Linked DNA regions of Homo sapiens: regions 2, 3, 4, 5, 6 and 7 are each linked to region 1. A link is an interaction called in ENCODE POLR2A ChIA-PET data of the cell type or tissue named here. Cell type or tissue: endothelial cell of umbilical vein. All regions are shown on one strand.

The links. ChIA-PET counts read pairs that join two places held together with the same protein. Peaks named below come from ENCODE experiments on the same cell type or tissue, not always from the same donor. Only the 100,000 strongest peaks of a DNase experiment are listed, where the experiment ranks them.
Region 2: POLR2A ChIA-PET joins it to region 1 with 10 read pairs; 9 of 35 experiments call an interaction of 5 or more read pairs at or near these places.
Region 3: POLR2A ChIA-PET joins it to region 1 with 16 read pairs; 20 of 35 experiments call an interaction of 5 or more read pairs at or near these places.
Region 4: POLR2A ChIA-PET joins it to region 1 with 14 read pairs; 6 of 35 experiments call an interaction of 5 or more read pairs at or near these places.
Region 5: POLR2A ChIA-PET joins it to region 1 with 11 read pairs; 5 of 35 experiments call an interaction of 5 or more read pairs at or near these places.
Region 6: POLR2A ChIA-PET joins it to region 1 with 34 read pairs; 13 of 35 experiments call an interaction of 5 or more read pairs at or near these places.
Region 7: POLR2A ChIA-PET joins it to region 1 with 42 read pairs; 14 of 35 experiments call an interaction of 5 or more read pairs at or near these places.

The regions. Positions count from the first base shown.
Region 1 is chrX:68,827,330-68,831,329 of GRCh38, forward strand. It overlaps EFNB1 (ephrin B1), which reads left to right and starts at 1,692. Exons shown (of 5, transcript NM_004429.5): 1 at 1,692-2,575. The coding sequence starts at 2,448. In endothelial cell of umbilical vein, a CTCF peak has its summit at 640 (motif pointing right); DNase peaks (open chromatin) are centred at 642 and 1,602; H3K4me3 peaks cover 2,203 bases.
Region 2 is chrX:68,943,992-68,947,991 of GRCh38, forward strand. No RefSeq gene overlaps it. Among named protein-coding and RNA genes, the nearest start is that of EFNB1, 120 kb to the left of the region's middle. In endothelial cell of umbilical vein, a CTCF peak has its summit at 2,097; a DNase peak (open chromatin) is centred at 1,800; H3K27ac peaks cover 332 bases.
Region 3 is chrX:69,220,930-69,224,929 of GRCh38, forward strand. No RefSeq gene overlaps it. Among named protein-coding and RNA genes, the nearest start is that of LINC00269, 43 kb to the left of the region's middle. RefSeq lists an enhancer at 1,427-2,198. In endothelial cell of umbilical vein, a CTCF peak has its summit at 1,373 (motif pointing left); no DNase peak of the experiment used is centred here.
Region 4 is chrX:69,025,593-69,029,592 of GRCh38, forward strand. No RefSeq gene overlaps it. Among named protein-coding and RNA genes, the nearest start is that of PJA1, 140 kb to the right of the region's middle. RefSeq lists an enhancer at 2,748-2,937. In endothelial cell of umbilical vein, no CTCF peak of the experiment used is centred here; a DNase peak (open chromatin) is centred at 2,349; H3K27ac peaks cover 880 bases.
Region 5 is chrX:69,017,265-69,021,264 of GRCh38, forward strand. No RefSeq gene overlaps it. Among named protein-coding and RNA genes, the nearest start is that of PJA1, 150 kb to the right of the region's middle. In endothelial cell of umbilical vein, no CTCF peak of the experiment used is centred here; a DNase peak (open chromatin) is centred at 1,697.
Region 6 is chrX:69,058,543-69,062,542 of GRCh38, forward strand. It overlaps LOC105373242 (a long non-coding RNA gene), which reads right to left. Exons shown (of 6, transcript XR_001755876.1): 5 at 3,664-3,752. Among named protein-coding and RNA genes, the nearest start is that of PJA1, 100 kb to the right of the region's middle. RefSeq lists an enhancer at 2,209-3,110. In endothelial cell of umbilical vein, no CTCF peak of the experiment used is centred here; no DNase peak of the experiment used is centred here.
Region 7 is chrX:68,892,996-68,896,995 of GRCh38, forward strand. No RefSeq gene overlaps it. Among named protein-coding and RNA genes, the nearest start is that of EFNB1, 66 kb to the left of the region's middle. RefSeq lists enhancers at 1,803-2,316, 2,317-2,828. In endothelial cell of umbilical vein, no CTCF peak of the experiment used is centred here; DNase peaks (open chromatin) are centred at 2,156 and 2,446; H3K27ac peaks cover 1,823 bases.

The DNA.
Region 1 (4,000 bases):
TCAGTAAGCAGCAGGCTGCTTTCTGTATTCAGGTTTTGATGTCCTAGCATGCACTCCAGGGATCCCAGTCTCCCAGCTAGACTACTGGTGTGTCCCTACACCCTATTCATCTCATCTCTCCTTCCTTACACCCCAATGCAGGGTCCAGCTGAGAGCTCAGAGACCCCAAACAGCTCCTTCTTTCCCTACCTACCCAGAGCCACTTCACCCTCAAGGGCTGCCCCTGGAAGTGGGAAGGGCCCAGATTTTCCCTATTTTCTCCTCTATTTGGGAGAAAATAAAAAGACAAAATCTGGGCTATTCCCACCTCTACAGCCACAAAGATCATCAGAGGATCCACTGAGAAACGCAGTAGCTCAGTCACCTATTAAGCGAGATGATGGACATGAAACTGTGTGAATGGTGGAGCACTTTGGGAATGTTGCTCATCTAATTATCTCCATAAAGAAAAAGTGGGGAGACCTTGTATTCTTGGCAGTCCCTAAGCCTACCCCAAACTCAGATATCCTTCTAGTTCTTTCCCTTCCTCCCCATACAGGGTGACGGTTTTTGCCAAGGCTACGCCTGTCCCAGGTCTTGTGCTATGGCAAGCTCCGGGTTTATCCCAGGCGCCCGCAGTGCTATGGAAGTCCAGCAGGGGGAGACATTAGCACGTGGGTACGTCCTCTGGGGTCCGACCAGCGAGAGTGGGTCGGACCTGGAAGGTCTGAGCTATGGGATCGAGCCAAGTTATAAGCAAAGAGGCAAGGCGGGGCGGGAAGAATGGGCCAGGGCTGGGAGACAAAGACCCAGATGGCGAGGCCGGGACAGGCTGGAGTCCGGCTTCTCCGGTCCAGGATGCCCGCTTTTGCTTTTTCAAAAGTCTCATGCCCTGTGCTTTTTCCTCTTTGCCCTCGAGGTGTCTTTCTTTATCGACGTGCCCTCTCATCCCCGCTTGCCTATCCCGGGACCTTGCCCGCGCCTTCGGACAGGACAAGACTAAATCTTGGCTCCAGAGGTCCCACAAGGCTCCCCCAGAAAGCTGAGATTCCGAAGGCCTGGTCCCCAGGGGCGATGAACACGCCTTCTCTCCCCACCACACCCCACCCTGCTCCCCGCCCCACCTCTAACCCCAATCAAGTACTGGACCCTCACCAGTTTCCCCCTCCCACTGTTCTCACTTTTATGTTCCTGACTCCGGGTCCAAGTGCAAGCAGACAGTGCATTTTGAGGGCGAGAGGAGGAAAGCCCACTAAAGCCTTACGTGGGACTGGACGAGGAGCAGACAGGCTGTCCTTGACACGGAGGTGGGCACAGAGCAGGACTTCAGGGGTCCTGTGTGTAAAAAGAAAATGGAAATACTTTCCTGGGGTACTTGGGACAGGGTCAGTGGGCTGGGGTGTTGACCAGACGCGTGGAGAGGAGAGCAGGCCGGCAGCTCTTGAGAGTGCCAACTTCCCACGGGTTGAGCTCTCTGGGAACAGGACTGAGAGGGACCCAACCCTAACCGCACGAGCCGCACACTCAGATTGGTGCCATCGGGCGCGCGGCGTCCTTAAGAGCTCCCTGAAACCCCGCCCCCTTCCTGCTCTGGGGGCGTGGTATGGGGCAAGGACCCCGCCACTGAGCTTGCTATTGGCTAAGAGAGCAGGGTTGGCCTTGCGTTCGCCTGAGCAAGGGAGTAGACAGCACAGCGGCAGCGGAGGGAGTCTATGCGAGCTGGACAGCAGTGGGAGGTTTGTGAGGCTCGCACTGGCCGCAGACCCTCGGGCTCGATCGCCCGGGAGCCAGGACTCGGCGACGCGAGGCTGCCGGGCTACCCGGCCGAGGCTTCGGGGGCGCAAACTAATGGGACTGGCTCGCTCGGCAGCATCTCCCCGCTCTTCTAAGTACACTGAGCAGGGCCCGCGCTGAAGTAGAAGCTGTCCGGGGGCGCGTAGCCCGGAGTCCCAGTGTGGCCCGGAGGAACGGAGCCCGTGCCAGGGCGGCCCAGTCGGGAGCCCGGGGACCGAGCTTGTGCTGTGGGGAAACCCCCACTTCTTCCAAGGGACAGCGATCCCGGGACGGTCGAGGCGTCGGGGCGGTCACCGAGACCTCTGCGGGAAGACCCCGTCGGGGAGAGGGCGCGCAGCCCCGAAGCGTCTCGGGAAGTCGAGCGGAATCGGGCGGGATCACCCGGGGGCGCAGAGCCCCCGTCGCGCCTCGTGCGGCAGCGGAGAGCCCAGGAGAACGAGCCCTCGGGGGCCGAAGCCCATGCCCGGGTTGGGGGCGGCTGCCCAGTGAGTCCTCCTGGCCGGCCGGGCGGAGAAGAGCGACACCGAAGCCGGCGGGAGGGGAGCACTTCAAGGCCGGCGGCTGCGGAGGATGGGCGCCTGAGCGGCTCCGAGCGCAGCGCGGCAGAGGAAGGCGAGGCGAGCTTTGGTGAGGAGGCGCCAAGGGATCCCGAAGTGCAGTCTGCCCCCGGGAAGATGGCTCGGCCTGGGCAGCGTTGGCTCGGCAAGTGGCTTGTGGCGATGGTCGTGTGGGCGCTGTGCCGGCTCGCCACACCGCTGGCCAAGAACCTGGAGCCCGTATCCTGGAGCTCCCTCAACCCCAAGTGAGTAACTTATCTCCTCTGGACGCTGGGGTGGGAGGCACTCCTTCAGGGTGAGGCCGCACGCCCCGGAGTGCATGTGGGGAGGTCTTCGGAGGAGGAGCGGCGCCTCATTTTGTCTCCGGCTTTTTCGAGTGTTTTCCTGCGGGCGGGCGGATGGAGCAGGGTGCGGCGGGGTGGGGTAGGGGCACTTGGCTGGGTTGTGACCCCCCGGGCTTCCCACCCCCTGCCTCTGCACGTCTTGGATGAAGTCGAGGTGGTCGCACAGGCGGAGCTGGGGAGTCCGGGCGCCCGAGAGCGCACCGGAGAACTGAGTGGAGGCGAGAACGCAGCTCCCTCCGGGGCCCCTGGGAACGTGGTGATTTTCGCCGAGAGCCGCTCCAGGAGCGAGCTTGACTCGGGCGAGGGACGAGGCCAGAACACGGGTTCCTCGTTTGCGTAGCTGTGGAGGGAACACAGAGCGGGACCCGGCGCTTGGGGTGGGTGGCAGCGCCAACATCCCCACTCGGGCTTCTCCCATTTTCATTTCTCTTTCTTCCCTGTTTTCCTCCCTGGCTTTTTGCTTTGCTGTCTCTTTTTGCCCCCCGCCCCTCCTTTCTCCCTGCCGGAGCGGTAGAAAGGCGGGCGCTGCTCCCAGGCTCACAAAGGCAGCGGGTGGAGAGGGGCGGAGTGGGAGAGTGGTCGTTGGGTAGTGGGGGTTCGAACCAGTGCCCGTCAGGGGTCCAATGGAGCCGGTAACAGAGCTTCAAGGGCCCGCCAGGGCGGAGAGTGGCGGCCGAGCTGTTGAGGGAGGTGGGTGGAGAAGGAGCGATTCCTGCCCAGGCAGGTCCCCTTGGCCCCCGAGTCTGTCCCCCAGATTGGGAAGCTGTGCTTAGTTTTCCCCAAGGGGTTGGGGCGGGGAGTGGGCAGCTATATAAAGGACATCCTTTCTTTTCTTTCTTCTCCTTCCTCTGCACAACTACCCCACCACCACCACACACACAACCCCTCCAAACAACACGCACACCTTTCAGGGCGGTGGCTCAGTGGTTTCTGGGCTTTTAGTGGGAAGTCGCTGGGGCTGTTGTAGTGACCTCTGGACCTTCTCTTTTGGCATCCAGGACTCAGGTTGGAACCAAGGGTCAAAATTGCCCTTCCTCTCAATTTTCTGGAGGTCCCAGCAATGTGCGAACAACCCCACTTAGCAGGAAACTGGGGAGCTTTGACCTGCTCCATCCGTGATCACTGATTCCTGTATCTCAAATTTCTTCCTGTCCACTCTTGCTGCCCCACGCCGCCTCCCCCCCAGCCCCGCCCTGCCCCGGGTAACTTCCCAGGCTCCTGCCTACCTTGGCCTCTTGGGTCCCAGGGACGTTTGATCTCTCAGCCCTGGAGTAGGAGAAGGCAGCTTTAGTTTTCTTCTCCTCGATTAAGGTAGAGTCCTATTAC
Region 2 (4,000 bases), 120 kb after region 1:
GAGTGCTATGGGCTGGGCTGGAACAACCCTTCCGAAGCCTCCCCAGAAGGGGCACATGTTTGTGGAGTGTTCACATGTGTGTGTGCCTGTGTTCATACGTGTGTCTGTATGAACAAGGGCTTTGGGGGACAAGGTGTGTAGGTGCTGGATTGTGCATCTATGGGTGTATGCCAGTTTATCCATGTCTCCGTGTGTGAGTAACTGTAGCTGGGTGAGTGTCCATGTGGGTGTGTGTCTGCCTGGGTGTGAGTATGATGGGGGGTGTGCATGTGTCTGTGTGTGGGGATGAGTGCAGGGGGCTCTGGAGCACAGGGCTAACCTCTGGGCCCTTCTGCTGACCTGACTGGCCTCAGCCTGCCCTACCCACCTTGGGCACACCTGTTGGTCTACAGCCCACATCAGAGGTCCCCTGGCCCTCTGCTTCAACTTCAGCCTCCTTGTCACTCTCTGTCTGGCGCACTGCCTCTCCCTCCAGGCCTCCAGGCCTTGCCCAGGGGAAGCAGAGAGCATTGGAAGGGACGGACACAGTAGCCCAGGATCCTGGGACCCCACATGAGAGTGTTCCTAGGGGCCTGGGTTTGGGCATAGGCTGTCACCATCAGAATGGGAAGAGTTATTAATGTTGAAGCAATTGGACACTCCTCTATTCTCCTCCGTGGCACAGATGGGGACTGTGTCCATCAGGGTATAGTCAGGAAAACAGAAATCACATTAAGTCTTTCAACACAGAGAATTTTATCCAGTGATTTTAATCCAGGTAGTGTAGACTCTGGACCCAGACAGCTCGGGCTCATGGCCTAGCTCTGCTATTTATTTGCTGTGTGGCTTGGGTAAGTCAATTAACCTCTCTGTGCTTCCGTGTCTTTATCTGGGAATAAGAGATGATAACAGCATGTAGCTCACAGGCTTGTAGTCAGGGTTAAATTAAACCAATGTAGGTAAATGTGTTTAGGGCAGTGCCTGGCCACATAACAAGTGTTCGGTAAGTGTGGGTTGTTCTTAGCAGTAGGACAGTGGCTGTGGAGTAAAGACGGAATTTCTGGGTTTCTAGGATTTATCCCACCTTAGGCAGGCACTTTCCTCTCTCTAAATCTCCACCTGCCCCAGCATCAGGAGGTCCTTGCAGGGAGTGGGCACTGCCCACACAGATAGGATGGTGGCAGAAACATGCAGTGAACAGCATCTTGCCACCAGCCTCTGAGCCAGGGCCCCTCACTGTCTTTTGCCCAGAGCACTGTTATTCCACTTCCATAGGTGCCTGCACATCGGGATGCACCCTAGAGACTCAGCCCATTCCAGGTGTGGCCTCAACCGTTTAATCCCAGCTCCTTGGAACATCCCTGCACACCTGCACAGCTGATAATTCACAAAGGACTCACCAGCCATTAGCTCATTTGGCAGGCATGAAAATCCTGAGAGATTGAGATTTTTTAAGCCATTTTCTCCCTCCCTACAGACAGAAGCTGGGTCTCAGAGAGGTTAAGCAACTTGCCCAGGGACACACAGCTAGTACAAGTCAAAGCCATGACATGAACTCACATCTGCCTGACTGTAGGCCCACATTCATAATCACACCAGCCATAGCCCCTGTGGGTCTATAGACATGTCTGCCTCCCCGAGAGGAATCCAAGTCCTCTGAGACCTCTGTGTCCCTTTGCCCAGCAGTGCCTAGCAGTGCTTGGCACGGAGCTGAGTGCCCAATGGAGTGCTCGGTGAACATCTGCAGAATTTGAGTGGTGGTGAATTGGCAGCCCATATCTCAGCCTAGAGATATGTTTTGTTTAGCTTGCAGAATGTTTCCAGGAAGTTTAAGATTAGTCACCAGGATTGCAAAAGAGGGCAATTTTATATAAAAATCCAGATTTCCTGCTCTCAAAAATTCAGGAGCCCTGAGAACCCTAGGCTTGTATTCCAACGTGACGACAATCAACTCCATTTGAGTAGCCAATGCTCCAGAAGACGGGGCACATGCTCACCACTTCACCACAGCCCCCACCACTCCCTGTTGTCACCCCGGCTGCCGCCATTCCTCAACCCGCTTGTATCCTTATTTCCTGTCACTAGTTGTTTCCTGCCATTCCCCACTTGGCCTGAAGGGGCAGTTGGGCTGGTGCCTTCTGGGGCAGAGTGTGAGCCCAAGGGAAGCCCTGGGGGTCAAGACAGCTGTCTACCCACACAAGCTTTCCAATATCGGTTATTACTAGTATTCATTTACCCCTCTGCCCATCCTCCTGAGCCTCTTTCCCTCCACCCCATGCAGAGGAGGACACATGCCTGGGGCACAGTTTTGTTGCTCTTAAATAGAGCCCTGGGATGGTAGTAGAAAGGACAGTTCTCTGGCCAGAGTGAAATCAGGGGAAGCTCCCAGGAAGAGGCTGCCTCTGAGTCTGGAAGAATTGGAGCTGAAGGAAGGATAGAATTAGCAGCTAGAGCAACAAAGCAGGGAGGCAGCCATGTCTGGGTTGTGTACTGAGACCCTTGAATGGGCTAAAATGACTAGATCTAGGGTTGATGAAGGACAGCTGGGGAAAGTGGGGAAGGGAACAAACATTTGCTGACCCCTCATTTCCGGAGACTCCTAATCCGTGCCTGGCCCCCTGTGAGGGTATCACGTACAGGAGCTTGTTTAGTTCTCACAGCAATCCTGTGAATCCAAGGACCACTGAGTCCGTTGTTACAAATGAGTAAACTGGAGCTCAGACGTTGGGGGACTTGCCCAAAGCCACACAGCCAGGAAGTAAAAGAGCTGGAATTCCCTACAGGCCTGCCTCCATGTTGGGAGAAAGAGGGCTGAGGAGTTATAGAAGGCTACGAGAAGAAGAGTGGCTGGGTCTGCCATGACTTCTGGACCACAGGCAGGTGGCCCGGGGACATGGAAGGGGAATCCTGGCCTCTGCTGCCTCCTTCTCCCCCGCTGTCTCACCCTCTCCAAATCTGTTGTTTCCACCTCCTAAACAGCAATCCATCCTACTGCCTTGCCTTGAATCCAGGCCTCCCTCACCTCTTCTGGACTATGCAGGAGGCTCCTAACTAATCTCCCTGCTTGTATTCTTCCTCACTTCCAATCCACCCTGCAGCCTCAGCCAGAGTGAACTGAAAAGTTAGAGTTAACTGTGTCACCCCCCCGCCCCCTCAAGCTCACCCCCACTGGGTAGATAGGAACTCTCCAAACAGCTCCCTTTGCCTGGAGGGTTTGCTCTCCTGCCAACTCCCTCTGCCCGAACTATCCTTTCAGTGCCTTCACCCCTTATGTCCCTAAGAACTCAGTCCAGGTGCTACTTCCTCCAGGAAGCTTTCTCTGACTTTTCTTCTTCTCCTGTGTGCCCCTCCTTGGGCCTCCCACAGCCTCCTGGGCTCTCTTTCACCACAGCCCTTTCCCCATGTAACCCAAAATAAAGCACCTTCCTTAGCTGTCTATTCTATGACTGGAAGTTTCTCCAGGTCAGGGCTGAGGGGCAGTAGATCACAGTGGCTATGAGCATGAACTCTGGACTCAGACTGCCTGGCTTTGAATTCTGGTACTGCGATTTAGTAGATGTGTGCACCTACTAAAAGGGAAGTCCCTTTGACACTCTAGGCCTCAGTTTCCTTCTGCTAAATGTGGATTATGAAAGCATCAATCCTCCAGAGGGCCTTTGTGAGAAAAAAGGAGAGTCCACATAAAACGCTCGAACAGCACCCGGCTTATAGTAAGTGCTTAATAAAGGCAGCTATCATGACTCACTTCTGTATATCCAGAGCCCAGCACAGAGTAGGTATTTGGTGGCAGAATTGGGGACCTGGAGTACCCTGGGTAAGGGGAGACTGGACTTCTTGGAGGAGGTCCTAGTTGGAAGATGAGCCCCTTGCTAACTGGTTAGGGAGAGGGTGAGGGCAGACATGGCCCCCAGGGAGCTATTACTGGAAGCACAGCAACTTCAGAGCTAATGGCTGTTGCATGTGGTGGCTCCTATCTGATCCAGTCACCAGCCTCCCCCATCAATGTGGTTTTAATAGTCAG
Region 3 (4,000 bases), 390 kb after region 1:
AAGGCAGGTGTATCGCTTGAGGTCAGGGGTTCAAGACCAGGTTGGCCAACATGGTGAAACCCTGTCTCTACTAAAAATACAAAAATTAACCGGGCGTGGTGGCAGGCACCTGTAATCCCAGTTACTTGGGAGGCTGAGGCAGGAGAATCGCCTGAACCCGGGAGGCGGAGGTTGCAGTGAGCTGAGATCGCGCCACTGCACTCCAGCCTGGGTGACAGATCAAGACTCTGTCTCAAAAAAACAAAAACAAAAACAAACAAACAAACCCTCACCATTACTGAGCGCTTTGTTAGGCACTTTCTTAAGCACTTTACCTGCGCTGTCCCAAGTGTCTCGTGAGGCAGGTGCTCTTATTCCAATGTGACTGATGCTGGAGAGCACATGGTGAATAAGCCAGGGAGCCCGAAAAGACTTCCAGCAGTGTGACTGGAGAGCAGCCTCTTAACCACCTTTTGATGCAGAATGAACGAATGAGGGAACGGGTTCTCGGGCCCCCTCCACACTATTCCAAGTCACCTGCTGTTGCCTTCCTTAAGTCGGGGCTTATCCAGACCCCTCAGCTTCCCCGCTTTTTTTTCTCCCGGTCTCCAGGTCAGCAGGTCCAAGGCTCTTCCGGCGCCCCCTCCCCGTGCCGGCAGGGCCCCCTACCTCCTCGGAGCCCCGCCCCTCCGCGGCCGACCCGCAGGTAATCCCCACCCCCATCCTGCCCCCAGAGCTGCAGCCCCTTCCAATTAGCCCAGGCTCGGAGCTTCTAGGCTGGGACCGGCTTCTCCCCTCCCGCCCCTCCCCCACCTGGCTCCCACGTGGGGAGCCCGGCTCCCAGGCCTCGGCGGCCCCATTCACAGCGCCCTCCTCCATTGTCCTCGCACTGTCACTCACGCATGGTATTAGCATTTCTAAAGCCCCCTTCTCCGCGTCGCCGCTGTGGCCCAGCCAAAAAGGGGCTCACTTTGAAACGTAAGTTTTGGGAAGGGGTGCTTCCTAGGCTGCTCAAAAGCTTATCTTTGGGTCCTTTAACTCCGGGCCTCAGTGTGTTCGCCGATGAAATGGGGAGAATTGTTCTCCCTCATCTCTAGGCTCAAAACACCTGGAGCTTCTCAGCTCCAAGAGTGGTTGAGAAACAGGGCGGCCCCCAGGGGCCCCAATCAACTGCCTGTCCCTTCCTCTGGGTTTCCTGAGCCCTGCCAGTCTGGACCCTCCATTTCCCACCCACGTGCCAGGGGACACATGGAGTTTTGTCAAAACTGGTTTTCCCTGCCCTAACCCAGGCGCCTTTGTTAAGGGCCTGGCAGGATGGGGCATGAATGGGGGTGACTTCTTTGCCCTGGCATCTGAAACCCGCCTAAACACTTGGATGGAGAGACAGCGCCACCCAGTGGCTGCCTGGGCTCTATGCCAATGTTCCCTGGGGTGGGTCCTCGCATACCTAGCTTCTGGGCTGGTAACGGAGGAGTCTCACCAGAGAAACCCTTTTCACTTGTGGAATTTCATTTACATTCGTTTAGCTGCTTCAGACCCCAAGCTAAATAAAGAGCTGGTGGTTAGAGTCCCAGCCGGCTCAGCTCAACCTCACACCCCACCCCACCCCTCTCATCCCTTGACCACCCTCACCACCCCTGCCCTGAGGCTCAGTCCATGGGGCTGGCGATGGCTCTTGCTCTAGGCTTTTCACCTCCCTGGGCCTCACTTTTCTCCATCTGGAAAATGGTAGAATATTCCCCAGCCACCCCCTCCTCCTGGTGGGCTGGGGAAATGGGCACTAGCTCGGGAGTTCCCTTTTTGTGGGGTGAAGGGGGGTGTGGGTATGAGGGCCAGGCAGTCCTCCAAGTCAGTTGGCCACCTGGACCCTGAGAATAGGCTCTGGCCCCATCCGTACACCACTGCCTGGAGACCCATCAGCTGCTGACCAGCCCCTCTGAATACCAGGAAAATAGGACCACCCCTCCCCCATGCCTGCTTTCTTTCTTTAGTTCCTACCCCCTGCTTCTAGCCTCTTCCTGCTTCCTACCCCCAACCCTGCCTGTTCAGCCGTATGCTACAGGCTGTGGGCATTTCTCTTCAAGCCTCAGAGTGAGCAAAATGAGGCAGGTGACCTCTGTCTCCAGTTAAAGTCCCCTCCATATCCAGTTCCCTTCTGGAGCCCCTTTTGAACCTGCTCTGGCCGAAGCAAGTGTAGGGACCAAGGCAAAATTTCAACTTCACCCTTGGAAGTTTCGCTGAAAAATCAACTCACAGAAGGCAGATTAATCAGAGAAAAGGCATACAAATGTATTAACATGTGCACAGGGAGAATCACGGAGTGATTACCCACGCCCGCAGTGGGGGGCAGAAGCTTAGATACCATCTTGAGGTTACACAAAGAATGGGGACTTGGATCGTGGCAAACAGGTTATGGGAAGGGGGAGAAGAGGAATTCTGCTGAGGGGCAATAAATGATTACCAATGAGAATGACTGAATTGGGGAACACAGATTAACGTGTAAACAGTTCTCTTTGGAATTTAAACGACCCTGAGAGACACGTTATTCTGTGAAAAGAAACCAAACATTTTTGGTTTTCTTTTCTGCAATAGATAATAAGATAACAGGGAAGGAAAAAAAATTGTTCCCCTTGGAGGGTCTGTCCGTGGGGACAACGTACCCCACGTTGTAGTGGGGGGGGAAACATCCAGTGCCTGTTGATGTCTAGAGAACTTTAATTCAAAATACTCCTTATACCAGGGAGCCATATTTTGGGGTGAAATTCCTTGTGCTCCTTCACAGGCAATGAGGAGAGAGGGAACCAACAGTCGGCCCCAGAAGTCTGGAGTACCCAGCCTACATCCTCCCGAAGCTCCTGGCCTTCTCTGGTGGAGTCTCCCTCTGCGTAGGAGAGGGCAAAAGGGCTCCAAGCTCCCTCTGGCTTGGGGAGACAGAGGAGGTGGACTGGGCCTAGAGCTTCTTTTGTCTGAAATCTGCTTAGGCCTCCAGAAATACTGGACTGATGGAGAGAGTAGGAGAGAGGAGGAGGCTCGGTGGGGGAGGAGGAAGCAGAAGATGCTCAGCTCTCTGATGAAGCGTCACCTCTAAGCAGGCTCCAACCCAGACTTTTCCCCAATCCAGCAGGAGGTAGCAGCGAAAAAGAGCTGAGAGCAGGCCCAGCAACATGGATCTGCAGCATCAAGGGTAGGGCCCTGCTGGTCTTCAGCCCCTCTAGCTCTGCTCTGAAAAAAATCAGAGGCCCTGGGACACCTAGGTGTGGGTGTGGGGTATTTAAGGGGAGGCCCCCCATCCCAAAACAGCTCTATTCAGTCTGTCATTTTTATTAGAGTTCCAAATAAGATTTTACCTAGAGAAAATATGCCACCAAAAAATAAAATTTAACAAACCCTGATTTAACCCATCCCTACATTTTACAAAGGGAGAAACTAAGGCCTAAAAAGGTAAATTAAGGTGGTCCTGGCATCCAGCATAAGGCATTGCACCCACGAACTCCTCAATCAACACTTGTAGGAGGAGCAATTGAATGCCATGAAATTTTCAGATAAATTTAAAGCATAACTGAATTCACTTTCAATGTATATATGAACACACCACAAGACCTGCCACCTTCTCAAGCTCTCTAAGTAAGTTATCATACAAGCAACAACAAAGAAACTTAAGAATTTGCTCAAATGTTGGGAATTACCTAAAATCGGAGTGAACTCTCTTAATTGAGGTGTAAGCAAAGGGATCATTTCTAAAATTGCCTAATTGTCCTTGCCTGCTGTCCAAGCCAGGATGTGTATATATATATATATATATTCGTGTGTAAATTTTGGCTAATTTTCATCATGGGTTTAACATTAGCTTGGCTGATGTTTGACATGAAGAAGCCAAAAAGGAAAAGCTTTCTCTTGCTTTGAGGTTGAAATGTGAAAGATGTAATCCTGAACACAAAGACATATTCACACCCCAAAAGGGTGGTTTGGTACATGGGGCTCCTCATTGTCACTGAACCGAGGCAAGGGTTCCAGTACTCCA
Region 4 (4,000 bases), 200 kb after region 1:
AGATGTCAAATCCTGCCTTCATGCAGCTTTTATTCTAATGAATAAATAAACTGGCCCACTCAGCCCACAAGAAAAGATAACCACCACCCTGGGTCATGCTTCCCCTCCAGGTCTCTTGCTCCTTCATGGAGCAAACCATCCAACGTGCAAAATCTTATACTCTGCTTTTCAGAGGTACAGCAGATGCCTCATCATGGCTTGCTCAGGACTTGGATACCAGCCTACTGGCAATTTAGGGCAACACTGTGCAGGCAGAGGAAAGGATGGGGCAGGGGCCTGGCATGAGACTCCCATACTTGCTTAGGATGGGGGCTGGGGAGTAGGTCTGACTAGCGGTGAAGGGGGCTCCCTGGTGGACAAAGTTTGGTGCCAAAGGGCAGGGGCACAGTCAACAGTGGGCCTTGAGGTTCCAAGAGGAAGTAGTCACAGGATATTAATCAGATGGGGCAATGCTGCTGCAGGGAGTCAGCTACAGTTGGATTTAGCGTCTGGAAGAAGAGCAAGTGTCATGTAGAGAAGGGCCCCAGGGTGGAATGCGGAGAAATGAAAGGTTGGTACAAGTAATGTTGTGCTGGTAAATATTTAACAGCTTGCTCACGGGGAGGGGAAAAAAATCTCTGATTTGTAGTGTTGCCAATTGCCATGGTATAAATACTCCCACAGTGGCTGAATTCAAGCTATGAATATGACATCACTGGATACAGCTTTGTAAAGAGATATGCACATGCAGTTCTCATGAGCCAATGTGAGCCTTGGCCTGGGCTGGGGGTCAGAATCAGAAATTTATTTATTGGAGGGGGACTGGCCAGTAGATGGAGGATGAGTGGTGACTGAGGTTGCTTGTGTCATACGGCCTCTGCCTGCACTGGCTTGGAGATCTGTAGGCTGATTTGACACCTGCAGAGGAAGGAGAATACGAGTGGTTTTGTGTGTGTGTGTGTGTGTGTGTGTGTGTGTGTGTGTGTGTTTGTGTAAGTGACTGGGGGTCATGGAGAAATACTGATAATTTTGATCCTTAAAATGATAGCCAGTCGGGTTCAGTGGCTCACACCTGTATTCCCAGAGCTTTGGGAGGCCAAGGCAGGTGAACCATTTAAGCCCAGGAGTTCAAGACCAGCCTAAGCAACATAGCAAGACACTGTCTCTACAAAAAAATAAAAAAATTAGCCAGATGTGGTGGCATATGCCTGTGGTCCCAGCTATGTGGGAAGATAGCTTGAGCTAAGAAGGTGGAGGCTGCAGTGAGCTGTGTTTGCACCACTTCACTCTAGCCTGGGCAACACAGTGAAACGCCATCTCATTAAAAAAAAAAAAAAAAAAGATAACCCCACTTCTATGTAGTGCTTTTCTGTGCCAGGCCCTGTGTAAGCATTTTGCATGTATTCATTTACTTGACCTCAAAACCACCCTGTGAGGTAGGTTGCTATTATTATCTCAGTTTTACAGATGGGGAAAATGAGGCACAGACAGATTAAGTAACTATCACATGTCACATAGCAGTCTGGCTCCAGTCTGCTTTCAGTCGCTATGTTGCACTGCCTCTTGTCTTACTTCCCTAATGGAATCTTCTTGAAGTAGACCTCTTGCCTGGGCCCGTAGTACCCAACAGGGCTCTCTGGCCTGGCCTGCTGCTCCTAAAATGCTTCCTTCCACCCATTTCTCTAGAACGTTCCTGCCAGCTGGGGCAGCTGCATGTGACCTCTCTGGGCCTGACGCCACCCACACCCCAGCAGACTCAGCTCTCAGCTTTATTCTTTGTGACAGTGAGACCTGGGACGATGATATGTGTGTGTCGAGGTGAGGGGTGGCTAAGCATGGGTGGCCTTTTGGAAGAGGGAGGCAACTCTGTCTGGGAGGAGGAACAGGAAAAGGAAAGAAAATGAGCATGAAACCAGTGGAGGAGGGGTGGAAGCTCCAGTCTTGCGCTTGGCCCACGCTGCTCTCAGCATTGCTGTGACCTGTACACACACTCAGGGCAACGTGAGGTGGGACTCGCTGAAATGTAAACAGGATGAGAAGATATGGGCTTCTGCAGGAGGCTTGTGGAATTGACTCATCATTTATAGCATGTGTGTATGTGTGTGTACATGCACAGGCCTGCTTACACACCCATATTCAAAAGAGAGACTGTAGCTGAGTGTGATCAGCCAGGTACATTTGTGGGATGCTGTGACTGTGTATGTCAGAAACATTGACGTCCTTGACTCCTGGAATTTCCCTGGACCTCTGGAAAAACCCAGGGGAGGTTTGGCAAGAGCTCCAGAGAATGTCTGAGAGGGTGCCGAGAGGGCCAGACTGGCTCTAGGAGGGGCTTTCCTCTGTGCTGAGATTACCAGCCCTCCTCCTACCCCTATGAGACAGCAGTCCTCAGCCTCCAGCACATGCCTGGAGAGTGGTGAGGCATTTCCTCTGAGCCTTACTCCGCAAAGGGAAGAGACAAGACGTCTGAGGAAAAGCTTGTGAGGAAACACCTGGGGTGAGCACCTGGACTGGCCTGGACTTGGCTGTCCCCGTTGTTGCCTAGAGCCTCAGGAACAATCCCAACGTCCCAGCTCTCTCCCAACCATGTGGTGTAGAGGAAGGAGAAAGGCCTTTGCAGTCCATCGGGATCTGGATTTTAACCCTTCCTCCATCACGTACCTGTCTTGGGACCTTGAGCCACCTCCCTCACAAGACTGAGCCTCTGTCTCCTCATCTATAAAGAGGCGTTATCTGTGTCCATAGAGAGCTTTCTAGGCATGAGGACAAGAGATGTTGGGTTAATCTGAAACAGTGGGTATGAATAAGGAGGACTAGTACTCAGGCACTGGGTTTGGGGCCTGTCAATCATCTGTTGATGTGTAAATAAAGAAGAGTCCAGCAAAGGGTCAAGTGCAGGATGGAAGACCCTTTCCCATCCTTCTTGCCCTAAGAGAGAGGAAGAGCTTCTGGAAACCCAGATTCTTGGCCTGGGAAGAGGTTGCTTTCAGTATCTGCCCACAGAAGGGGAAAGAGGAAGTGAGTATAACTGAAAGCTCTTTGAGAACAGGGACTGGCCCTCCTGTTCATTTCTGTGGCCCCCCTTCCCCCAGTTACCTAGCACTGGGCTTGGCAGAACATAGGCGCTCTGGCCACATTTATGAACTAAATATACAATCTCATTTGCAACCTCACAGCAACCCAATGGGATAGTTACTATCATCCTCCATTTTACAGTCATAAAGTGAGGGCCAGGAAGGCGAATGCATCTGCTCAGGGTCAAACTAGCTGTAGTAGCACAGCAGGGATGCAGTCTGTGTAACACAAGTCCATTCTTGTTCCATTGCACCACTCTGCTGTCTTCACCCCTAACTCTCTGTGATGCTGCCCTGATCAACACTCTGGCTGGTGGGGAAGGCCACTGGGTCAAATGGAGAGCCCCACAGGCAGAGATTGGTGAGGGGTGTGGGTGACAAAATTTCAGGCCACTCCTGACTTGAGCTGGATCCTAGCTGTTCTATTGCCACAAGTGTCCTAGGATCTCAGAGTGTGCTAGTAGTGGGCAAGACCACCTCTGATGAACACATACAATGAGGGACTATGGGGCAATGAGATGTTGGGAAAGGGAAAGGAAAAGGTGTGGGAAAGGACAACTGCTGAAAATAGCAGAGACAGGCACCCTGGCCTTCCTGGTTATCTATTGTATCTAAAGATACAATAAAGTACTTTGAGGTTCTTCCTGGAGTCTATCATAAGTCCTTCCTGCTGCTATCTAAACCCATTCTTTCTAGCTTTATTGCATCTGGGCTTCTATACAAACAACTTTTTACTGTACTTTAAATAACATCCTTTCAGGGGCTCTGGCCGGCAAAGAAAACTCCTCTACTCAAGCCAAGAGTGAGGAGAACTTGCACCAACTCTACCCAAGGAAATCAATTGCCGAACTCATTGCCTAAAGGGGCCTGAGTAAAAAGAGCCCTGGACTCAGCTTCTGGCTCTCCCAGTGACTGTCTGTAACTTTGGACATGTTATTTGGGCATTC
Region 5 (4,000 bases), 190 kb after region 1:
CCATGGGGCCCAGAATTGAGCCAAGCCAGAAGGTTCAATTCCAGGTCCTTGAGCCAAAACATTCTTTCAATGATCCTACTGCCGTTAACGTTTGTGCATTTCCCAATAGCCCTGAGATGCAAGAACTGGGACCTCCATTTTATAGATGGAAAAACAGAAGTTCAAAGAGGAAATGGCTTCCAAAGACTACAGAAGGAATGAGCTAAGGAGTTGAAACTAGCCCTGAGATCTCCTGGCCTTCACCTTCAGGCTCTTTTCTTTGACCCTTGCCACTGTGAGGTGGACCCTTGTAGGCCAGCCCTTGCTCCATTGAGTTTCTAAATGAAGCAAGTGACAAAGCAGGCCCAAGAGTGAGCTCTTGGCCTTGAACAGGGTGGAGGTGGTGAGATTGTCCAAAAAGGTAAAGAATGGTCCTGAAAAATCTGGAACTCAGAGAAAGAGTTCCACGGGCAAGGCTGACACTCAGTCAGAGAGCTGGCAGAGAGGCCTGCCCAGTGTTGTGGTGAGGGCCATGTGCAAGGCTGAGATGGCAGAGATGACTGGAGATAAAGGGATGGCCCAGAGACTACGGGTCTGTCCGGGAAGAACTTCATTCAGCAAAACTGTGCCTGGAGGGTCAAAGAGCCACTTCTGCCTGGCCCAGGTGGCAAGAGGCTAGATACCTCCATAGTCACTCTATGACCTTGGGGTAAGAGGAATCAGTGGGGATTCTTTGGAGACAACTCAGGAGTAACAGTTGGCCAAGATCTTCTCCCTCCAGAGCACTGCAGGATTGGGCCTCAAATGGCAGCCTGGGGCCCACATCCAGCACAGAGAAGGGCAAAGCAGCTCATGCTTACCAGGTGCCTGGCCCTTGCATGTGGTTACCTCATTGACTCCCGCCAACAGTCCTGTGAGGTGGAGATTTGGCTCTCCATTTTAGGATGGCAAAGTAAGGCTTAGGGAAGGGAAGGGGCTTGTCCAATACTCGTCAAAAATACAACCCAGAGGCTAGATTTGAACTCGGGTCTGTTTCTCTCAAGATTTATACTCTCTGCTAAGCCATGACCTCAAGGGTACAGCCTGGCCCCCTCAGGAGTCACAGTGAAAGGTGCCTGGTAGTGGCCCTCAGGGAACTCTGAGTTTGGGGGGTTCTGGGCCTTTGGTCCTCCAGGTTCCCCACTCTGAGGGCCCTCCAACTCTCTGAGATCAGGAAATGGACATGGGGAGACCTAGGTAGGCCAAAGACAGGAAGCTCTGGGGGCCAGGGGGCTGGTTGGGGAAAGATTTCTGCCACTGCCCCGAGCTACAGATTCCCCCCTCCTCCTAGGTTCCCTAGCCCTCCCTTCAAGGCCCTCATAGACTCAGCACCCCAAGAAAGCTCTGTTCCATGAAGGGGGCACACAGGGGGCTTCTGCCTTGCTCCTCATGCTACTGATTCCTGGGCATCTGGCCCGGCCACTCCCTCCAACACGATCCTTTGGGAGGAGGGTTGTAAAGCACCCAAAGCAACCTTGGGTAGACTGACACTCAGCCCGCCACCCCCACTACAGGGGCAGCTTAGCCATCAGCACTGAGCATGCAGAGGCCTCTCCCTTGCTTGCTTTATTTATCTTGGCCCAAGGACGATGAAGCCCGGATCTGAGGGGAGGATGGAAAGGCCATTTCCAATATTTCCTCTCGGCCTCTCCATGCCCCTGAATTGCCCCTTAGTACCCGGGAGGAGAGGGCAGAGGTCCATGGTCTGAAAACAATGGCTTGAAACTGGGGGAGGGGGGCAGAGGAAGGAGGGAGAGGGAGGATTCAAAACCCACAAGCCCTGTCATGGACTTGCAGGTAATGCACAGCATGCTCCAGGGTGGGCTCTGCAAACTGGTGGACCTCAGACTCTCAACTGAGTCACATAGATGCAGCCTCAGACAGCTATAGGTAGATGGGGCAGAGGCTGGACTGGTTCCCTTCCTTCCCAGGGCCAGGACTGCATAGAACTGCCAGCCCTAGGAAGCAGTGTGGAGAGTCCTCCGTCCATGCCAGTAGAAGGAAGGGGCCTGCAGGCCCTCCTGGGTCTCTAAGAAGCTCCAGGCTTGCATCTCAAGAGCCCATTTGCCTGAGCAGAGTGGCCCCACCATGATTGGAGGTCCCAGTCCTCCCCCTCTTTGGCTTCTTTGCACTGCTAGAATCCCTATCTCCAGTTATCATGTCCTTCACCACACCCAGTGCTGTCCTTCAGCCAAGCCACACACATGGAACTGCTTTCATCTTCCTCCTCAGCTGGGCCTACCCTTTCCCAAGGGCTCAGGGACCTCGCTCCTCTGAATTCTCTCCAATTTGTCTCCATCACTCCCCATGTGCAGGGATGTTCAGCTGCACAGTGGCCTCAGAGGAAAAGTGGGAGGCTTGGGACTGCAGCAAGCTGGCCTGCACCCTAGCCCACAGGGACATCAGGGAGGGGAGGGCATTTCCTGTTTCTCAGCCTCCCTCCTTCCTTCTGGGCTCTGCAGGGACCTGAAGTGTCAGGGAGTGGGTAGCCTCCATTCAGTCAGCAAATGTCCAATGTGGGTGACAATAGGGATCTAACTTGGTTACTGCCTGTAAGGATCTGTCAGATCAGTAAAAGAGGTCATATTACTAATAATAGTACCCATAACACCAATACAACACTTTACCCATGGCAGGCACTGTCTCAAGGACTGTACACAGGTTAATCATTTCATCTCACATTAACTACAACTATCTCCATTTTACAGATGAGGAAATGGACTCAAAAAGGTTATATGAATTGCCCTAGTAACTGTGATTCTAGAGCTGGGATTCTGTACCCAGGAAGGCTGACTCCAGAGCCTGTGCTCTTAATCACTACACTAAACCTAGACAGAAAGCTCACAGAATGTTTAGAGGAAAGACCAGTTATTTCCAACAGAGAGGTTTAGGGAAGACTTCTCGGAGGAGGAAGTGTTGCCGATGGACCACTCAGGGAACTTGGACTTGCAGAGAGATGAGAGGACATTCTAGGTGAAGGACAAGAGTAAAAGCAATGATCAGGGACTAGGATATTGTAAGTCAGGTTCAGAAAACTCTAGGAGCTCAGTGTGGCAAGGACTGGAATGGCAGCCTTGGGAGGCAAGACTGCGAAGGCAGTGTGTCCTGTAGGCCATCAGCTTTAAGGAAGGGCAGAACCTGATCTGAGCTCGGTTTGAAACTCATTCAGCCTGTGGGAGAGGCTACTATAATTGTCAGACAAGAGATGATCCCGTTCTGTTCTGGGGTGATGGCAGTGGGGATGCTTTGAAGATGTCATGAGGTGGCAGAGGTAATGGATTGACAGGACTTGGTCTCCAAATGAATGCCAGGTGTGAGGGAAAGTGAGGAGCCCACTGAGTGGGTTGTTATGCTATTCCTGGAACTAGGACACTGTGAGGGAGAAGCAGAATGGGTGGGTTGAGGCATTTTGTTTGGGACATGGAGGGTTTGAGGTGCCTGTGGGGCATCCAGCAGAGACCCTTATTTTGGAAAATAAATAAGGGGATCCCCAAATGCCTCAAGTGCAGACTTTAAGAGCAAACGGTGGGAGGTGGTGCTGAACAGAAAAGCTAGAGCCTGGACTCCCCAGTTAATTAGTTAGAACTTGATTCTATAGCCACAGGGAGCCCTTAAAGGGTTCTTGAGCAGGGGAGTGATGCAGTTAGATTTGCATTTTTAGGAAGGTGGATTTGCATTTTAGGAAGGTGAACAGGCTGCTTGGGAAGAAGGCTGAGGGGAGATGGTGGGGATGGGGATGAGGGAACAGATATGAGAGACATTTTGATGGCAGAAAGGGTGGGACCCAGAGAGAAGAAGCAAGGTAAAAAAGAGAGAGTGACCCAGTTGCCACATGGAGAAGGAACAAGCCTGAGAGTGAGGCAGGGAGCGATGGGGTGGCCGGCAGTGGTGGGAGAAGTGAGAGTGAGGCAAGTTGCTTCCTCCCTGCTTGTTTGCTCCCCTGGGGGCCCTAGCCACAGGCCTTTGTTTGAGGACAGAAGAA
Region 6 (4,000 bases), 230 kb after region 1:
ATCATCTGACTGAGGCAGTGTTTGTCAGGTTTCTCCATGTTACTTTTTTCCCTCTTCTGTACTCTTTGGAAGGAAGTCACTATGCCCAGCCCATATTTACAGAATGGAGAATTATACTTTACCCCCTTGAGGGGGGAGATAATACTGGATTTTAACCCATAGAATAAAATAAATATCAACTTAAGGGTGGAGGGTGGGAGGAGGGTAAGAGTTGAGAAACTACCTATGCTTACACATGGGTGATAAAATAATCTGTGCACCAAACCCCCATAACACACAATTTACCTATATAGCAAACCTGCACATGTACCCATAAAACTAAAATAAAAGTTAAAAAAACTGAATAAACAGGGGAGAAGGGGGAACTTTCCCTTACAGTAAAATTGCAATCAATATGCATAGAAAGAAAGAGGAAAATAGATAATTGTCAGGAAAGCACCACTACAATAATGGTGGATCCACTGATGAATGCTACAAATTGTGGGTGAACGTTTGAGGAGAAACAGGACTTGCATAGTCCCAAGATATTTATCAACTAAAAAGGGAACTATAGTAACTTTATAGTGGATAAACCCTGCACACATCAGCTTAACCAAGTGATCAAGGTAAACACCACTAGTCATAAGACACATGGACATTATGAGCCTCTTGCTGTGGTGTGCTGAGATGGACCCAACACCATTTCTGTGGTATTCTTGCCAAAAATTATAGCCTCCCTCAGGTCATGAGAAAATATCAAGCAAACCTCAATCAAGGGACTGTCTATAAAATACCTGACTAGCACTCTTCAAAAGTATGAAGATCATGAAAGATGACAAAAGACTGAGGAACTGTCATAGATTGGAAAATACTAAGGAGAAGTAACAACTAAACGCAATGTGGGATTCAGGACAGGATCCTGGAACGGAAAATAAGATGTGACGGGGGAAAATAGGGAATTCCAATAAGATCTGTAGTTCAGATAATAGTACTGAACCAATGTTAATTTCTTGGTTTTGATCACTGTACCATAGTTATGTAAGATATTAATATTAGGAAACTAGGTGAGGGGTGTACGAAAGCAATCTGTTCTATTTTTTGCAATATTTCTATAAGTCTAAAATTAGTTCAAAATAAAAGGTTTTAAAAGTTGCAATGTAAAAGATTTAGGGCAGATACCTGGAAGGCCTCTGGTGGCAGAAACATGAGATGTTTCAGTGGATTTTTGAAGGGTGCTTGTCTCAGGCAGTTAAGGAAAAGAGCCTGGGTGTTTAGCCCTTGGGTCCTCAAACATCCTGGTGCCTCTCTCTGCATTTGGGGCTGGGAGACCTCCTCTCTTCTGGGCAGTCTCCCACAAAGATTTGTTCAACGTAGTGGCCTGTGGTTGGTCAACTCCCCTGTATCTCCAGACCACCCCCACCCCCCCAACCTTGTGTCACCGGCTGAGACTGCAATCCCCACTCCCTGTTTCTTCTCTCTAATATAGCACTGGTGGGGGGAGGGGGTGGGGAAGCAGCCCTGTGTGTGTGTGTGTGTGTGTGTGTGTGTGTGTGTGTGTGTGTGTATAGCAGGAGAGCTGGGGATTCCCATCCTAGAGGATGGAGGTGGCCGAGGTGAGGCTGAAGCAGTTGGGGGAAGGCTTAGCAGGCAGGCGAGCGGCTGCTCCAGAAAGAGGGCGGCTCAGACAGTGGTTAGCTGCGGAGTGGGGCTTAGCAGAGGGAAGGGGGAAAGGGAGGGGGCTCTCCTTCTCAAGGGGCCCTTTCATGTTGAAATCAGCCAGCGTGAATGCTGGCGGCCCAGGAGCCCAGCCGGGGGAAATGTGAGAGCCCCCTTATCTCCCCTCATGTCACAGTGCCGTCTGCAGTTCTCAGCCGGGCCAGAGAGGATGCATTAGGAGAAGTGTTGGTGGGGGATGGGGGAGAGAATGCTCCCATCAAGACCTAGGGCTGGGCCCACTTAGTTAAGGGGAGGTTGGAGGAAGCAGGTTCCAGACTGTCCTGCTGCTGGAGGTGGGGGTGGACTGGAGTGCCCTGCATCTCGAAGCAAGGAGAGCCAGCAGGCTTTGGGGCCTAGGGTGGTGGATTTGGCAGGAATCAGAAAGAAGGCCTCAGGTTCCACCCCTATCAAATGCCAGAATGCCCTATACAGCATGCCTCTGGTCTGCTCTGGGAGTGCAGTCCTTGCCCACACACCTGCAGGAGCAAGGAGCCCACTCCCTCCTGGGAGAGCTGGGAGAGTCAGGCCATGGGTTCCACCCCTGGATTCAGTTCTCGTTTCTGGGTAGGAAACCTGGAACATTTGACTAGGAAAGCCAAGGCCTCACCTTTCCCAGGACACTCTCAGCCCAGGAGTGACCCCTGCTGTTCAAACAACCTTTAAGGCAGAGGACAGAGCCATTAGCTTCCCATGGCTTGGACTGGGTGGTCCTTCCTGCCCCTTCCAACCCTGCAATCTTGTTTCTCTGAGATGGGCTGTGTGGTTCTTTGTAAATCTGCTGTTGCAGGAGGGAGGTGGGTGAGGCCACATCTGGACTGTGGGGGCCTTGTTGGCTGGAGCTGTCAGCAGCCAATGTTTTCACAGACACCATTTGCCCGTGCAAGTTCCCGGCCCCCAACACACTCCCACTGCCCAGGGCCCCAAGCCTCCTCCCTGCAACAGCACAGGAACCCAAGGGAGCCCTGGGTCGACTCCAGGATGACCTAAACCTTTAGGTCATCCCAGAAGCCTCTGCTGCCCAAGAGAGGGAAGAGCTGAGATGCCACGGGGCCATGTGGAGGTGTGGGTACAAACAGGACAAGGTGAATGAGACAATTTGAGGAGCCCCTGGAGACAGCTCAGTGCACAGGGCTGTAGACCTCTGGGATCTGCCTCTCGCTTTTTCTTTTTTGTTTGTTTGTTTGGTTGTTTGTTTTCGGGGGGGTGGTTCTTTTGAGACAGAGTTTCACTCTGTCACCCAGGCTAGAATGCAGTGGTGAGATCGTGGCTCACTGCAGCCTCGACCTACTGGGTTCAAGCTATCCTCCCACTTCAGCCTCCCAAGTAGCTGGGACTACAGGTGCATGCCACCACACCTGGAACATTTTTGTATTTTTTTGTAGATATGGAGTTTTGCCATGTTGCCCAGGCTGGTCTCCAACTCAAATGATCCGCCCGCCTTGGCCGCCCAAAGTACTGAGATTACAGGCGTGAGAGCTGCCGTGCCCATCTTGTCCTGATTTCTCCCAGAACCTTGCTGGATGACCTTGGGTCAGTCTGTTCCTCTGTCTCCCCAAGTGTCCAATGGGAAGAATTCCTCACCACCTGATTGAAAATAGCCTTAGCTTCTTCTGTGAAAATAGCTCCTTCACAGCATGTACCTCTATTTGAGCTCTTCTGTCTCCCCCACTAAAGCACGATCTCCATGAGGGCAGGGGCCCTATGCCCTGGGCATCCAGAACAGGGGGGCAATGGGTCTTAAAGGCCTTCTCAGTGCTGGACACTCTCATTGCATTTGTTCCAAGCAAGATTCAGGGTTTGAGCCAGGGACGGAGGAACCATGTTCTGGGGGTGGCAGAGGAGAATTTTCTCCTGGAGCTGCGTGAGCATAGTGGGCCACATGGTGGGCTCTAGGATGCAAAAGGCTAGGCTAAGGCCCCCTGGGAAGGGGAGACAGGCCTGAGATAGCTGCCAGGGCACGAGACCTACCAGAGGCTGATCCAACCCAGCCAGGAGATGGGCTGTTTCCAGATGGGCTCTGTGATTCCTCCAGGCGTCCTCAGCACCAAGCTCAGGACCTGGCAAGGAAAAGGGATTCTGGCAGTGTTTGATGGTTAGCAACAGTTAACTACTCACCATTTATGCCTGCCTTGGCACCTCCCAGCTTTGCCTGTGGGACTCTCTAGGTGGGCCTGGCCATCTCCTACAGGCTAGCTGTGCTTTATGCATCATTACATTGCCCTCTCACAGCAGTGGGGTAGGTACTATAGTACTATCCCTGTTCTACAAATGTGGAGACAGAGACACAGAGAAGTTTAGCGACTTG
Region 7 (4,000 bases), 66 kb after region 1:
AGAGGCTGCAAGAAATGGTCCTGCCAAAGTGGGGAGTGGAGAAGCATGGGGGAGGGCAGCGGGAGGAGGCCTGCCAGCTGACCTCACTGAGTGAGGTAGGGGCTCAGCAGCGACCTCCTCTCTGGCAGCCAGGAACACTTGCAGCCTCATCTCTGGGGGAGGGGATACTGGCTGACACCCATATGGGGGCAGGGACTCAGCTGAGGGCATGCAGAGTCCTCGGCAAATCTGGGACTGGCAGCCAGGCCTACCAACCCTGGCTCATGCCCTTTCTGCTCCTAGACCTGACTACTCCCTGTGCCGAAGCCCCAGTTTCTGATCTCAGTGCTTGGGCTGGTCTGAGCCCTTGTGACCCACTTTGAGCTCCTGTGATCCTGTCCCCAGTCTCCACCAGAGAGTGTAAGGAAGAATCCTGGGACGACATGGACCCCTGCTGTCCTGTCCCAGCTCTCTCTGAGAGGGGCCTCCCTCTACCCCTTCTGCCCTGCAGGCCTGAGGACACCTGGGCTGCTCTGAGGGATGTGGTTCCAAGCTGGGCCAGATAGAGTGGGGATGACATGGGGAAAAGGAGGTGGGAGGAGTAATAATAACAGCCCAACGTATTGAGCATCTACTGTGCACCAGGCACTCTATGAAGTAGCTATGGTCATTAACCCCATTTTATAGAAGAGGAAACTAAAGTTGCAAAAGGAGAGTTGGCTTGCTCAGGGTCTTATGGCCAGTGATTTGCAAAGCAGATATTTGAATCAAGGACTGCCTGACTCCTAGATGGGTGTTCTTGCCACCAAGATGAGTTTATGAATGCTTTGAGATGAGAGAGCTTTTGAAAGGCTCTGACCTCATGCCTCTGAACCCAAGCAAGAAAGACATAATTGAACTTTGATCTCTGAAAGACCTGTCAGAAGCTGGCAAAGTCCCTCTCTCTCTGGGGGGCATGAAGTGCTGTCATGCTTGGGGCAGGCAGGGAGAGTGGAGGTTCCTTCATCTCGCAGATGGGAAGGCCGAGACACAGCAAGTGAGGGCTGGAGTGGACATTCCAAACCGAGGTCTTCTTATCCACCCAGGGCCTGGCTGAAGTGGTGTGAAAGGCAAGCTTGGCACTGAGCTGAGCTCCTGCCTTGGGATATGTGAGTTACTAAGAAACCAAGAATTCTGAGAGAGAAAGAGAGCTAGAGTTAGTTCATTAGGGATACTTGGGACCTTTGTGGAGATGCAGAGGCCTCCCTGCCCTGGGCAGCTTTGTCTGTTGCCCAAGCAATAGTCCATTAAAGCTTCCTGGGCTGGTGGTGGCGGGGCACAGGCCAACAGTGGTGGGAGGGGAGGGAGCCCAGCAGGGCCTGAGCCCTGGTACAGCACCACCCCTGGCTCTGAGAAGGGCTCAGAGGCAGAAGCGCAGCCAGGCCTGACCCGGAGAGGGCACCGCCAGCTGGAGGCTTGCTGCTGGGCCGAGACACTCCCGAACAGATGAGCCTCTCTATGTCCGGACGCCTTCCTGCCAGCCTTGCTCAGTGGACCTAGGGATTCTCCTTTGACAAACGTGGAAACCGAGAGGCTGCAGAGCTACTGAAGAGCCGGGGCAGGATTTGAATCCTGGCTGTGCTTCGTCCTTAGCCCGGCAGCCCGGGGAACCGGAAGGAAGGCTCAGGGTTCTAAGCCCAAGTCGCCCCGGCCAGGCTGGCACAGGGCAGCCCGGGGAACCGGAAGGAAGGCTCAGGGTTCTAAGCCTAAGTCGCCCCGGCCAGGCTGGCACAGGGCAGGGCTGAGCGCGGGAAGTGCTGGCGCAGGCTGCCGGGAGGGAGAGCTGTGTGTGTTTCCGTGTCTTTTTGTGGGCGTGTGTATGCCTGCGCGTTTCTGTATGTGTCTCTCCCGGCGGCTGTTCTGCTTCCTCAGCAAGCCTTTCCCTCCCCCCTCCACTTCGTTTTTCTTTCTTCTTCTCCTTATTCCTCATTGTCGTCTTCTTTTTTTTAATGAGTCTTAATTAGCGTCGAGTTCCTCCTCCCGCTCCCTACCCGCCCCCCTCTCCGCCCCTGCCCTCCCTTCCCTCCTCTCCCTCCTCCCCGAGGTACAGGCCAAGCGATCTGACAAATGCACTTGAGAACAAAGCGCCAGGCTAATTCGGGGCCTGCTCAGGAAGCAGGAGCTGAGCTGAGATAATGGGTCTGAAATAGCCCAGCATGATTATGCTTCCTCAGCCTGTGGCCAGGCGGGTGCAGGCTCAGGCGGGCAGGCAGGCAGGCAGTCGGCGGGCGGGCGGACGGGCGGGCGCCGGACGCCACTCGCCCAGGGTGGTGAGGGCCATGCTTCTGCACCCACGCCGGCCCTCCTCTGGCCTTCGCAGGAGCTGCTATCCCTCAGAGAGTCCGGTAGTCCCCAGTGGGGATGGTCCAAGGGTCAGCCAGAATCACACACTCAACCACAGTTACCCGACAGGTTGATGGCAAAGCTGAGTCACGAATCCAAGCAGCCAGGCTCCCTGACTTCAGTTCTCCTTGCTCGGTCATGCTGTCCCCAGCCTAGCTCAGTGGGAGGGGAGTGGGACAGGTGATTCAGAGCAGGGCTTGGGCCTCCTTAGCTCAGGCTTCTCTAGGAAGACAGAGCCCCCCAGGATGGCCAGAGAAGGAGGGGTCACAGATTGCTCTGGTATGCCAAGCAAGACAGGATGTTGGCATGGTGCCCACCAGAGAGATGGGTCAGATGTAACTTGTATACTTTTTGCCTTGCCTTCCTGGAGCTTGTCCAGAGCCTGAGACCAGACTGAGAGAGGAACAGTAAGGACCCAGGACGAGCAGAAATCGCCCTCCATAGGGCACTGCACCCATCCCACCTCCCTGCCCCCGCTGCTCATGCCTTCATCCCTATCCCAGACATGGCCTGGGGCCCAGCAATGAGACTAGTCATGGACCTTTACTCCCTGACCCAACTGTCAAGTTCACTGGCCTCCCAGACCCCAGGAACGAGTGACCTGTATGTGAACATGTGTCCCTTTTGCTTCATTCATCCACCCAATATGCATTTCTTAAGACCCTCCCAGTTCCAGGCTCAGTGCCAGGCCCTGGGGACTCAGAGGCAAACCAGACATAGTCTCTGCTCTCAGGGGCCCTTAGTGTGGTGGGGGTGACAGAGCAACCGAGAGATATAGTGCAGTGTGATCTGTGTGGTGACAGTTGGAATTCAAGAAGCCATGGGAGCAGAGAGGATGCCAGGGCAGGGGGTCAGGAAAGGCTTCACAGAGGAGGTGACATTTGAACTAGGCTTAAAAGATAAATAGGGCTCTGCCAGGGTAAAGATGGAGAGGGCTAGAGATTTGCTTCCTTCAAGGCGCAAGGGAACTGGGATGTGAAAGTGCTAAACAAGGCCGGGTGCGGTGGCTCACACCTGTAATCCCAGCACTTTGGGAGGCTGAGGCGGGCGGATCACAAGGTCAGGAGATCGAGACCATCCTGGTTAACACGGTGAAACCCCGTCTCTACTAAAAATACAAAAAAATTAGCCTGGCGTGGTGGCGGGCACCTGTAGTCCCAGCTACTCGGGAGGCTGAGGCAGGAGAATGGCATGGACCTGGGAGGCAGAGCTTGCAGTGAGCCGAGATCATGCCACTGCACTCCAGCCTGGCAACAGAACGACACTCCATCTCAAAAAAAAAAAAAAAAAAAAAAAAAAAAGGTGCTAAACAAATGTGTGCTGGTATTCTAAGGATTATTTACAACTTGAGATCCTGGGGCTGGAAAAAGGCAGAGGAACAGGAAGTGCTGGGCCGGGCAAATGGTCTGGGCTTGCACGCAGACCCGATTCTCTACTGCCCATGGCCTCCACACATAGTAATGATCGGACCTAAGACAAGACCGCCAGCCCTCTCCTTAGACCTGTAATGCTGACCTTTCTATTCCTTGATCAATCCTCAGTCCTGACCACACTGATGTAACCCAAATATCAGCCCTGGACTCCTGTTCTCCAGAGGTCTTCTGCCTTTGGTTTTCATTGTGAACTTTATTTCTGACTC